4 separate regions of the Homo sapiens genome follow, and regions 1, 2 and 4 are each linked to region 3. A link is a contact called in ENCODE Hi-C or POLR2A ChIA-PET data. All regions are on one chromosome and are shown on one strand. The core of a region is the stretch at or near the end of the contact, and the rest is flanking DNA. Distances in the headings are between cores, read along the strand shown.

Evidence for each region. A loop is a pair of places that touch in the nucleus more often than their neighbours do. ChIA-PET counts read pairs that join two places held with the same protein, here RNA polymerase II (POLR2A). Pooled maps may share reads with other maps.
Region 1: a loop to region 3 is called in a map of CD8-positive, alpha-beta T cell, with 34 times the contacts of the local background. The contact joins the promoter of NEDD4L here to the promoter of MEX3C in region 3. A Hi-C loop is called at or near these places in 2 of 168 maps with a recorded cell type or tissue (CD8-positive, alpha-beta T cell and naive thymus-derived CD4-positive, alpha-beta T cell) and 6 of 50 pooled maps.
Region 2: a loop to region 3 is called in a map of B cell, with 27 times the contacts of the local background. The contact joins the promoter of NARS1 here to the promoter of MEX3C in region 3. A Hi-C loop is called at or near these places in 4 of 168 maps with a recorded cell type or tissue (B cell, CD4-positive, alpha-beta T cell, CD4-positive, alpha-beta memory T cell and 1 more) and 13 of 50 pooled maps. POLR2A ChIA-PET finds 5 or more read pairs at or near these places in 3 of 52 experiments (B cell, CD8-positive, alpha-beta memory T cell and activated T-cell).
Region 4: a loop to region 3 is called in a map of CD4-positive, alpha-beta memory T cell, with 16 times the contacts of the local background. The contact joins the promoter of MALT1 here to the promoter of MEX3C in region 3. A Hi-C loop is called at or near these places in 1 of 168 maps with a recorded cell type or tissue (CD4-positive, alpha-beta memory T cell), 1 of 37 single-sample maps with no recorded cell type and 9 of 50 pooled maps. POLR2A ChIA-PET finds 5 or more read pairs at or near these places in 1 of 52 experiments (T-cell).

What each region holds. Positions count from the first base shown.
Region 1 is chr18:58,042,938-58,045,724 of GRCh38, forward strand. It overlaps NEDD4L (NEDD4 like E3 ubiquitin protein ligase), which reads left to right and starts at 1,289. Exons shown (of 31, transcript NM_001144967.3): 1 at 1,289-1,771. The coding sequence starts at 1,724. RefSeq lists silencers at 984-1,353, 1,374-1,923.
Region 2 is chr18:57,620,566-57,623,265 of GRCh38, forward strand. It overlaps NARS1 (asparaginyl-tRNA synthetase 1), which reads right to left and starts at 1,271. Exons shown (of 14, transcript NM_004539.4): 1 at 1,143-1,271; 2 at 4-86. The coding sequence starts at 1,152. RefSeq lists enhancers at 1,120-1,824, 1,205-1,544.
Region 3 is chr18:51,196,334-51,199,033 of GRCh38, forward strand. MEX3C (mex-3 RNA binding family member C) reads right to left here and starts at 1,348. Exons shown (of 2, transcript NM_016626.5): 1 at 234-1,348. The coding sequence starts at 987. RefSeq lists silencers at 312-361, 382-431, 692-771, 912-1,021, 1,042-1,571 and an enhancer at 1,772-1,861.
Region 4 is chr18:58,670,023-58,672,722 of GRCh38, forward strand. MALT1 (MALT1 paracaspase) reads left to right here and starts at 1,443. Exons shown (of 17, transcript NM_006785.4): 1 at 1,443-1,830. The coding sequence starts at 1,622. MALT1-AS1 (MALT1 antisense RNA 1) reads right to left here and starts at 1,851. Exons shown (of 2, transcript NR_164150.1): 1 at 1,447-1,851; 2 at 1-786. It overlaps LOC105372146 (a long non-coding RNA gene), which reads right to left. Exons shown (of 4, transcript XR_935537.3): 4 at 2,591-2,700. RefSeq lists an enhancer at 762-1,021 and a silencer at 1,182-1,971.

The sequences.
Region 1 (2,787 bases), core at 39-2,538, 6.8 Mb after region 3:
GTACTGTGGACTTGACGGCTCAAGACTTCTAGAGAAGGCTTCTGAGTAGGATGTTGACTCCATGGGGCTAAGTCGTCAAAGGAAACCCATTCTACGGCACAGGTTTTAAGCCAGTCATGCTGCAGGAAGGCAAAGGAGAGCTTAAGGTAGCATGGGTGGGCTCTTTTGAAAACGAACTAGCAGGGCGAACAGCAGATATTTAGTTATGTAGCTGGCAACGAGGAATATGATTCCTTCGGGTCACGCGAGTTCTCTCTGAACTTCCTTGAATGAAAATCCTAAATGCATCCTGGTAATACCCAAGTAGGCACTTTGACGTTTCCTTTTCAAAGGCAAATGGAATGTTCTGCGTCTGTTTTCTTTTTGAACTCCCAACTGCACTTAACATCTAAATTTAAGGAAAGGCTTCCGAAAAAGTCGACTGACGAATTTCTTTCACTTATTTAAAGTAGTCTCTTGCAGTCCTATAAATCGGAAGGATTAAATGAACTGCTTGCTAGAGAAACGGTAGCTGGGTGGTGGGAAGAATCCTACGGTGGCTAATAAGACGTCTCGATCATTTGCATATGCAAAGGATAACCTTAAGCTTGAGTTTGATATTTCACGTTGCGGCTCACAAATGAACTGCTTTTTATTCAAAGAACCATGCTGTCTGTTTTCGCGTGGGTGGGTGTGTAACCGGGGCGGGCGCTATGTTGGTTTTGTTCCCTGCAAGGTTGACACAGGCAATGGCGACTTGCGGCCACACTGGGGCAGCCTCTCCTCGGCTGGCAGCCGGGCCGGGCGGCTCGCTCCCGGGAGCTGACAATGTAGCCAAGTCCTGCTCGTCGGGGCCGCAAAGAATTTAAAGGGGTCTAGAAACATCCATCTTTTCCCCTTTTCACAGTTAACAGCGAGCTCAGGGCTCTCGGTAAAAAGACCACCGGGAGGAAGAAACGCTCAGGGCGTTTTTGTTATTGTTCGCAAAATCCTCTATCGCCCCCAAACGTCCAGCCCGCCCCCTCCCTAAAGCGGAGGGAAACCGGGAGAGGAGGGAGGGTCGGCGGCGCCGGCCAAGCGCGCCAGTACACGCCCCTGCGGATCCGCCCCGCGGCCGGGTGACCCCCGCCGCGCCGCGCTGGAGGCCCCGGGCCGGGGTGGGCGTGGGGCTGAACTCCGCCACCCCCGCAGCCCGCGGCCCGCTCGCCAGCCCGGCCTGTGATTGGCTTGGGGGGCGCGTGTGCCCGCCCCGGCGAACGGGGAGGGTACCCTCGCGGCGCCGGTGGGAGGAGGCGGAGGAGGGGGCGGAGAGAGCGGGGGCCCGGACGGCGCTAGCGAGGAGGCGGGCGAGCCGGGTCCCCGGGAGCGCAGAGGAGGCTCGGAGGGGGGCGGAGAGCGGCGGGGCGGGAGGGAGGCGCGGGTCGCGGGGAGGGAAAGCCCGGCCGGGTCTGCGCCGCCGCCGCGCGCAGTGAGAGGCGCCGGGGCTGCCGCCCGGTGCTCGGCGCGCTCTCGGGAGCCGCCCGCCCGCTGGTCCCGCAGCCTTCCGGGAGGAAGCGGTGCCGGCAGCGTCCAGGGCGCGCTCTCGGGCACCCTCACCTGCCGGCGCCCGGCCGCTTACCCGGCAGGGCGTGCGCAGGGTAGGGTGCGGGACCGGGGGGACCTGGAGGCAGAGGGGAGAACCGGCCGTCCGCGCCGCAGCACAGCCGCTGGGAGCGCCTCAGACCCCGCGCGGGGCGCCGGCTCCATGGCGACCGGGCTCGGGGAGCCGGTCTATGGACTTTCCGAAGACGAGGTGAGTGGCACCCCCTTCCTGCTCGGGACTCCCCGGGGAGTTCCTATCCCGCGCCGGCAGGGGGAGGGGAAAGGGGCCGTCCCCGGGGTGCTCGTGCCCAGCGTCTGCAGGGGAGCCCCAAAGCGGGAGCGCCCCGGAGCGGGATCCAGGGGAGCTTGGGTCCTTCCGCACCCCCCACCCTCCGCAAGCCGAGCTCATTGTTTGTAAATAAAGCGGCGCGACGCCCTTGGAGCTGGGGGTTCACTCCGCAGCTCCTCGCTTTCGGGAGGAGAGGGAGGGGGCATGCGTGCCTCTCTTCCCTCTTCCTCTCCAAGCAGCGTCTCCCGGGGCTGTTGGGCAACTTTCCGCCTCTCGCCCCTGCAGCCCGGGAGTCCATGATGCATGTCACGTCTGGGTCGCGCGGCTGGAGACCCGGGACTGCGGAGAAGCCGGATCGTTTCCCCCTGGAACTTTCTCTCTCATGATTGTGTGGATCAGCAGGCGCTCAGAAGCCTGTGCGTGCTTATCCCGGCGGGAATGGGGGACACGCTGCGTGTGTCCCTCCCCTCGTTTTGCAAAGTCTACGGCCAGGATTGTGGATTTCGGAGCCTCGGTGGGGGAGGTGTTCAAGGCTGGTGGCAGGTGCTCCTGGAAACTTGGGGAGGAAGCTTGCAGCCCTGCCATTTTTTCCTCCCGAGGATTCAAAGCCCGGCACCTCCAGGGTGGGTGGGGAGAGGAAAGCTTAATTGATCTCTTTTATTAATAAAGCGACTGAATAAGCCACGCCTCCCAGGCGGTCGGTTTCACTGGAAAGGGCTTTGTTTTTACCTTCATTCTCTCTTCCGTGTCTCCCACTCCCCCCTTTTGAAACAATCCTGCTAAATCACTGCCTAGTCCTCTCTCGACCAGCCACGCTCGGCTCTTATTGGTATGTTGCTCTGCCAAAAAGGGGGGTGGGACGCTTGTCGCGGGCGCGGCGTGACAGGCAGGCTGGATGGAGCAGGTAGGAGTGGTTTGCCATCTGGCGGGGTGCGCGC
Region 2 (2,700 bases), core at 21-2,520, 6.4 Mb after region 3:
TACCTTTAGACCTGTTTTAAATGGTTTCTCCTTGGTTCCATCTCCCGTGGCATCGCTTCCCTCTCGGTCAGAGACGTACAGCTCTGCTGTTTGACAAAATGAGGGTAAGTTATGGTCTGGCCATTAACTATTAGTCACCTTACTACTTTATTCATTCCTTATCTTTGTAAACAGAACAAGCATCGATTAATAAAAATTGAGGTCCATAAGTAATTAATATCCTAGTTATTTCCCCACTCCATTTCAATAACATCCATCTCATAAAAACATTAGTTAATAATCCAGGTTTTCAAAATGAACTCTGATCATTTTAATTTGTGATATTTATTCTATCTAATTGGGCACCCAAAAATAAAATATGGGCTTTGAAGTTGATCAGACATACGCTGGAATGTTGGATTTTGTACCTTAAAAGGCAGGGTGACTCTGGAGAATTTACTTAACCTTTCTGAGCTTATTTCTTTACCTATAAAATAGGAAAAACAATCCCCATCTTGAAAGGCTGTGCTGAGGATGAAATAAAATAACACATACAAATCAGATATCCCAGTGCCAGTTTTTGTAGAGATGGCAAATAAACACCAGCTCCCTCTGGACTTTAAAGGAAACAGAAGCTCTGAGGTTAGAAAATTTCAGAAGGCCTCACAACTAGTAGGTCTGAACAGTTAACATCCATCCAGGTCTCTCTCTTTTTTTTTTTTTTTTTCCTACTGCACAGTATGGTCTCCCCGGAAACCTCAATAAAAAAATGAGGGTGGGAGAAAAACAACTAGAATCCTAAAGCCCCTTCCTGACGATCACTTTGAAGAACTGCAGGAGTAGGGGCTACCCTGTGTCTGAACCCGTCCCAGCGCCTGAGTCTCAGCGCAATCGGGAGGTTTCGCAGCGGGGCAGGGGAAGGGCCCGGAGCCACCGCCATCGCAGCCCGGGGGAACGACGGACTCGGGGAAGCCCGGCCTGGCCCTTCAAGTCCCGGGCCCAGCAAAGGCCAGCACCCTCCCTCCCTCCCTCCCTGCAATCGGTCCCCAAACATTCGCGGGGCGCCCACTCTGGTAGGCACTAAGGAAAGCGCCGAAACCCGACTGGAGCAGAGTTCCTGCCCCAGGCAGGGAACACCGCGCCATACACTGAGTCTCACCCACCTAGCACCATGCCTGCAGTGGCCCTGGTCACCTCCAAGGACACAGACTGCAACACCGACGCCGTCTTATGACTCCAACGTGCACCGGCGGTTTCCGCGATTCCGGCGTTGCATCAGAGAGCGTAGATCTGAGGGCGCCTGCGAGAATCGGCCGAGCGCCGCGGTTCCATTGGTTACGAGAGGTGGGCGAGCGGCGCCGGGGCCGCCATCTTTGGTGAGGGCAGAGGCAACTTCCGGATCCAGAGACGCCCCGCCCCACGCGTTTGTGCAGCTCGGAAGGCGCTGCCTGTCCCGGAGCTCCGCGGCCCTGGAGACCCTGGCACAGTGTCACTTTTGCACCCTTCCTTCCCCGCCTCCCCAACTTTCCTTTCTGAATCTTCCAATTCCGCCCCAGCTGGAGGCGTGCGGGTCCTCTTGCAAACCAGACCAAGGATGTCGCCCCGATCCCCAGATGGTGGAGGCTGGTTGAGTTCATGTCACCAGCAAACACCGCGCCAGCTGCGAGACGGGGTGCGCGGCGGTGGAGGGGACGCAGCGGGTTGCGTAAACTTCCTTTTTTTTTTTTTTTTTTTTGAGACGGAGTCTCGCTCTGTCACCCAGGCTGGAGTGCAGTGGCGCGATCTCGGCTCACCGCACCCTCCACCTCCCGGGTTCAAGCGATTCTTCTGCCTCAGCCTCCCGAGTAGCTGGGATTACAGGCCTGTGCCACCATGCCCAGCTAATTTTTGTATTTTTAGTAAAGACGGGGTTTCACCATCTTAGTCAAGCTGGTCTCGAACTCCTGACCTTGTGATCCGCCCACCTCGGCCTCCCAAAGTGCTGGGATTACAGGCGTGAGCCATCGCGCCCGGCCAGATGCGTTAACTTTCTAAACTCCGTGAGCCAGCGTCCCTCGGTGTTCAGGAGAGGAGCTATGGTATATGTTCATTTAAAATTGTAAGGATTACCGTTAGGAAGGCCATAATAATGTGGTGGAAAGAACGAGGGCTTCGGAATACAAACCTGGGTTCTGCCTTTTACTAACCGTGTGTCTTCAGATAAATTACCTAAACTGAATGAGCTTCATTCAGCGAGTTGGGACCGATTGCAGGGAGGGAGGGAGGGTCCTGGCCCTTGCTGGGCCCGGGACTTGAAGGGCCAGGCCGGGCTTCCCCGAGTCCGTTGTTCCCCGGGCTGCGATGGCGGTGGCTCCGGCCCCTGCCCCTGCCCCGCTGCGAAACATCCCGATTGCGCCGAGAGTCAGGCGCTGAGAGGGGTTTATCTGTGTCTTCAGATAAATTACCTAATCTGAATGAGCTTCAGTTTTTCTATTTGTGAAAGATGATATAAATTCACTGCCCGGGCATGTAAGAGGTGCTAATAAAGGGTCTGTCATCATTTTCAACTTTTTTTTACTTTTTTGGTGGGCTTTTTTTTTTTTTGGAGACTGGGTCTTCTCTGTTGCTCAGGCTGGAGTGCAGTGGTGCTATCATAGCTCACGGCAGCCTCGAACTCCTGGGCTCAAGTGAGCCTCCCACTTAAGCCTCCCAAGTAGCTGGGACTATAGGTGCACGCCACCA
Region 3 (2,700 bases), core at 98-2,597:
GGGTCGCCCGAGAAACTTCACACTTTTTACCAGGCAAGACGGGCGGAAAAGCGTGGGTTTTCGCAAGGTGACCCATCTTCACATCTGGTCGACCCTCGGCTCCTCCCAGACCCCTTCGCGGTGGACTTGGGGGCCTCGCCGGGTTCGCCTTTTCCGTCCCACGCTCCTTTCTCTCGTCTCCCCACCCACGCCCGGGGCCATGCCCAGCTGGACCTCCCCACCCCTGCACTCACCCTGGCGGCCGACGATCTCGGCGACGTGCTCGGAGCTGGGCACCGGGACGCACTCGGTGGTGTTGACGCTCTTTCTCCGGAGCAGGGCCGCCTGCTCCCCGTTCAGGGCGGCCGCCGCCGCCCCACAACCGCCGGGGCCGTAGGCGTGGGACAGCATCGCCGCCATCATGCCCTGGGCATCGTCCCCTCCGTACAGCACCCCCGCCGCCGCCGCCGCGGCCGCCGCCTCCCGGGCATCGAACCTGGCGGCTGGCAGCAGCACAGACCCCAGGGACCCGCCCGGGATCTGCTGGGTCTGAGAGGCGGTGGCCGCGGGCGGCGACAGCAGCAGCAGCGACGACCGGTCCTCCTCCTCTGCTTCCTCCAGCTCCTCCTCCTCCAGCAGGTCTCCGTCCAGCTCCGCTTCCTCCCCCTCCTCCTCGTCCTCTTCCAGCTCCAGCTCGGCCGCCTCCGGGGCCCCGGGCCGGCCGGGCGGAGCCCGCTCCTCTGGAGACAGCTCCGCCGCCCGCCGGGCCTGGCCCTGCGCCGCCGCTGCCGGGGCCCGAAGCGCCGGGGCGCCGGGCTCCGCCGGGCTGGGGTCGTCGAGGCCTAGCGCGGCCAAGCGCTCCCTCAGCAGGAGCCCGTCCCCCTCGAGCTCCGGGCCGCCCGAGGGCGGCGGCAGAGGCGGCGGTGGCGGCGGCGGCGGCGGGGGCGGCTGCGGCAGGGGGGCCGGGGCCGCCGCCAGGGCCAGGGCCGCGGAGCTGCCGCTGGGCATCGCGGCGGCGCGCTGTCAATGGCGGCGGCGGCGGCCGGGTCAGGCGCGGCAGGCGGCGAGCCCCATGGCGGACAGGGCCAGGGCCCTGCTCAGCTCGCAAACACCTTTCCTCTGGGGAGGCGGCGGGGCTGGGGACCCGGGCCGAGGAGCGCCAGGGCCGCCCGGAGACCGGAGAGGGCGGGGTGGAGGGGCAGGGGAAGGAGGCAGAGGTAGGTAACTAGGTGGGTGGGTGGGGACGGCGGCGGGGCGGGCTGGTGGAGGTGGCAGCGGCTCCCCTCTCAGTGTTTCTTTTGTTTCATGGCCTTAACCAGCCCCCGGCGCGCGCGGCGGCGGCGGCTACGCCCCACGCCGCTCTCCGAATGAAGCCGGCGCGCTCTGATTGGGTGCTTTTAATCTCTGGGAGCCCGCCTTCTCCTCCCGCAGCCTTCCAACTCCTTTCCCCAGCCCCACCCCCCACCCTCCTTCGGGCCCCGCCCCTCCCCTCCCCAGAGCTCTCTGATTGGGTGACCGGGACCAGCCAGTTCCCGAAGCCTACTCCTTCCGTCCTCTCCCCGCCCACCTCCCTCTCATTCCTCCCGGCACGCGCGGAGAGGGACTGTGATTGTTCACTTTACACGTCACTCTTTGTGACGTCCCCGGCGGGGGCGGGAAAAAGGAGGCGGACGAAGGCGCTGCAGCAGAGGCTGAAACTAAGGGCCAAGCGGGGTTTTGGCGCAGGCGCGTGCGGTCGAAGCGCACACCTGGATTTGTTTCCCCCCAACCCTTCATCCCTGTAGCCCATGTGGCTGAGTTCTTTTAGGGAAGGCACTGTGTGAGCGGCCTGGAGCAGAGCTGCAGGCATAGGTTCGAGAGCATTGTTTCCTTGGGTTGAGGAAGAGATCGCCCCCTTCAGAGGAAGGGCCTTAAGAAGAGTCACGGAAGGAGGGGCCACGCAGTATCCTCCTATCCCCTCGCGGGGGCGGTTTCCTGAGCCGCGTGGCTCCCGGGCCTTCCCTCTCGGACTCGGGAATGCTCCTCCCACGCCCCGCTGGCCCGGCTTCTCTGCCGGCAGGATGGTTACATCAGCAGCCTGGAGGTGCTGAAGTTTAGCTCTTCGGGGTTTTTTGTTTTTTTTTTTTAAACGGAGTCCAGCTCTGTCGCCCAGGCTGGAGTGCAGTGGTGCGATCTTGGCTCACTGCAACCTCCGCCTCCCGGGCTCAAGAGCTTCCCCTTGCAGTGGCTCACGCCTGTAATGCCAGCACTTTGAGAGGCTCAGGCGGGCGGATCACGAGGTCAGGTCAGGAGTTCGAGACCAGCCTGATCAACATGGTGAAACCCCGTCTCTACTAAAAATACAGAAATTAGCCGGGCATGGTGGCGCACGCCTGTAATCCCAACTACTCGGGAGGCGGAGGCAGGAGAATCGCTTGAACCCGGGAGGTGGAGGTTGCAGTGAGCCAAGATCATGCCACTGCACTCCAGCCTGGGCGACAGAGCGAAACTGCGTCTCAAAAAAAAAAAAAAAAAAAAAAGAGTTTCTCCTGTCTCAGCCTCCCGAGTAGCTGGGATTACAGGCACGTGCCACCACGCCCAGCTAACTTTTGTATTTTTAGTAGAGACGGGGTTTCACCATGTTGGCCAGGCTGGTCTCGAACTCCTGACCTCAAGTGATACGCCCGCCTCGCCCTCCCAAAGTGCTGGCATTACAGGCGTGAGCCACCTCGCCCAGCTCTT
Region 4 (2,700 bases), core at 193-2,692, 7.5 Mb after region 3:
AGAAGATTTTATTTCCATAATTGGCACATGCAGGTAACAGATCCTCAGAAAATATTTGTACAGTAATTGAGGACAAAACAGGAAGGCACCTGAAGCGGTTGGGAAAGGCTTGCCAAGTCAAACTGAGTATGAAACGGCACTTGTATGTGTAAGGGTAATAGCATTTACTGAGTCATCTACGATGTGCCAGTTACCGAGTTAAGTGCTTCACATACATCAACTCCTTTAATTCTGGCAACAACTCTATATAAACTGTATTGTCAGTCCTGTGTTAATAGATGAGGCAGAGAAATTAAGAAACTTATTCAAGCTCCTAACACTTGAATCGAGCAGATCTTTCATGCTCTTAGCCATCTCACTGCAGTCTGAATTCTTAACTTATGCTAGAGTGAAGTTTAATGACTGCTTGTGCTAGAATGTGGTGGAGACTGTATGGCGCACCTACCTCGCCAACATGTATAAGAATATAGGTATCCAAATTACTGGTCAGAAAATCCTGCGGCCTTGGGTGATGAAAAGCTAATGGCAACAGAAATTGGGCCAGGAAGCCTCGTGTAGGGAACTACCTGACTGGTCACATTTCGTAAGTTACTTCCTTTTTGTCCCAAACGAAGCCATAGTTTTCAAAGGGATAATGGCCTTGGATGTTGCTAAGATTGGCAGAGAGAGCTCAGGTGTCGTCCATTCCGGATCATTCCAGGGAAAGGCATCCTCTACAGGGTTGCCTGCTTTGATGACGGAGATTGCGGGCGGCAGTCTGACGCGGTGTAAACCAGATGATTCCTGCTAAAAACAATCATTTCCAAGATCTGATTAGCCCTAAATATGCCACAGCTCAGTTTGCAAAGTAGTAATTGTTTAAAAGTCTAGGCAAAGATTTTGGCCAATTCCAACTCAAGTATCCGGATCTCCAGCACTACTTCCCTCTAGCAATGCCATACACATCTAACCCTAAAACGAGGAAGCGTCCGCTGAGGTTGCCCACTGCAGGATGCTGGTGTGTCGCCGGGCACATGAAAGTCCCTGAGTCAGGGGAGAGCGCTCGCCGGGGACTGCGGGCGGGAGCCGGCGACTGAGAACCGCTTGCCCCGCTCTCTGGCGTGAGTACGCAGGCCTCCTCCCACGGTCTCAGGAAGCCCAGACGCCGCAGGCTTCCCCGCCGTAGAGGAGCTGCCGGGGCGTAATTCCTCCACCGCTTCCTCCTCCAGCTGCACCCACCCGTCCTTTCCTGCTCGGGAGGGCTGGGTTTGAAGCGCGCGCCACGGCCAGCCCGGGACCGCGGGGGAGGGCGAGGGAGGCGCGCAGCCGCACGCACGCAGTAGGCAGCCCCGCCCCGCCCCTCGAGGCCCAAGGTCCCGCCCCTCGAGGCTCCGTGCCCCGCCCCCCGGGTGCCCCGCCCCTTTGCGCGGCTGGCGCGGCCAGCAGGCCAGGCTCCCCTCGGCAAACCTGTCTAATTGGGGCGGGGAGCGGAGCTTCCTCCTCTGAGGGCCGTGCCGCGCTGCCAGATTTGTTCTTCCGCCCCTGCCTCCGCGGCTCGGAGGCGAGCGGAAGGTGCCCCGGGGCCGAGGCCCGTGACGGGGCGGGCGGGAGCCCCGGCAGTCCGGGGTCGCCGGCGAGGGCCATGTCGCTGTTGGGGGACCCGCTACAGGCCCTGCCGCCCTCGGCCGCCCCCACGGGGCCGCTGCTCGCCCCTCCGGCCGGCGCGACCCTCAACCGCCTGCGGGAGCCGCTGCTGCGGAGGCTCAGCGAGCTCCTGGATCAGGCGCCCGAGGGCCGGGGCTGGAGGAGACTGGCGGAGCTGGCGGGGAGTCGCGGGCGCCTCCGCCTCAGGTGAGCTCAGGGCCGCGGCAGGCCGGGCGCGCGGGTCGAGCGGGGTGGGCTGCGGTGGGGAGGTGGGGGCGCTGTCGGTGGGGCTGAGCGCGGCGGGGGCCGCCGGCGTGAGTGAGCGGAGGTGGGGAGGACTTCGGTCATTGAGGCGGAGCGGAACTCAGCAGCTCCCCGGAACGCCTGGGGTTTGAGAGCGGGGCCCAGGGCTCTGGAGGGTGGAGGCAAAAGTGGCCCAGCGGCTGCCTCGCTCCCTGTTCCCACCCCCGCCCCTGGTGAAAGGGAGAAGTCGAGGTTGACCCCGGAGGATAGTGAGAGAAGGAAAGCTGTCAGGGGACCCCTAGGATGGGGCAGTCATCCAGAGGACTTAAAATGCAAAAGAAAGGGATGTGGACACTGCTCTGGGAGACCTAAGGAAGGCTGGGAAGAAGCGCAGGCGAGGTGATGAATGCAGAGGGTGGGGTGCAGGAATTCATGAACATTTTGCAAGGTATTGGGAAAGACTGACGCCGAACTCATCATCTCCCTCCATCAAACCAGGTTACCACGTTCTCTTCTTGACTTCACCATGAACATGAAACTCGAAGTAAAACTATTTTCCTTGTTAGGTTTGGAATGGCTGTATTAGGGTTCCTGAAGTTTTGGTCTCGAGACTCCTTTACCCTCTTAAGAATTATTGAGGACCCCAGAGAGCTCTTATGTGGGTTAGAGATAATACATACATGTAATACATACTGATATTTACCACCTTTGAAATTAAAGCTAAGACATTTAAAAAATATTAATTTATTTAAAAAGAATAACCCATTATATGGTAACAGAAATAATACTTTCGTGGAAAAACAAATTTTCCAAAACAAAAAAGTCTATTAGAGA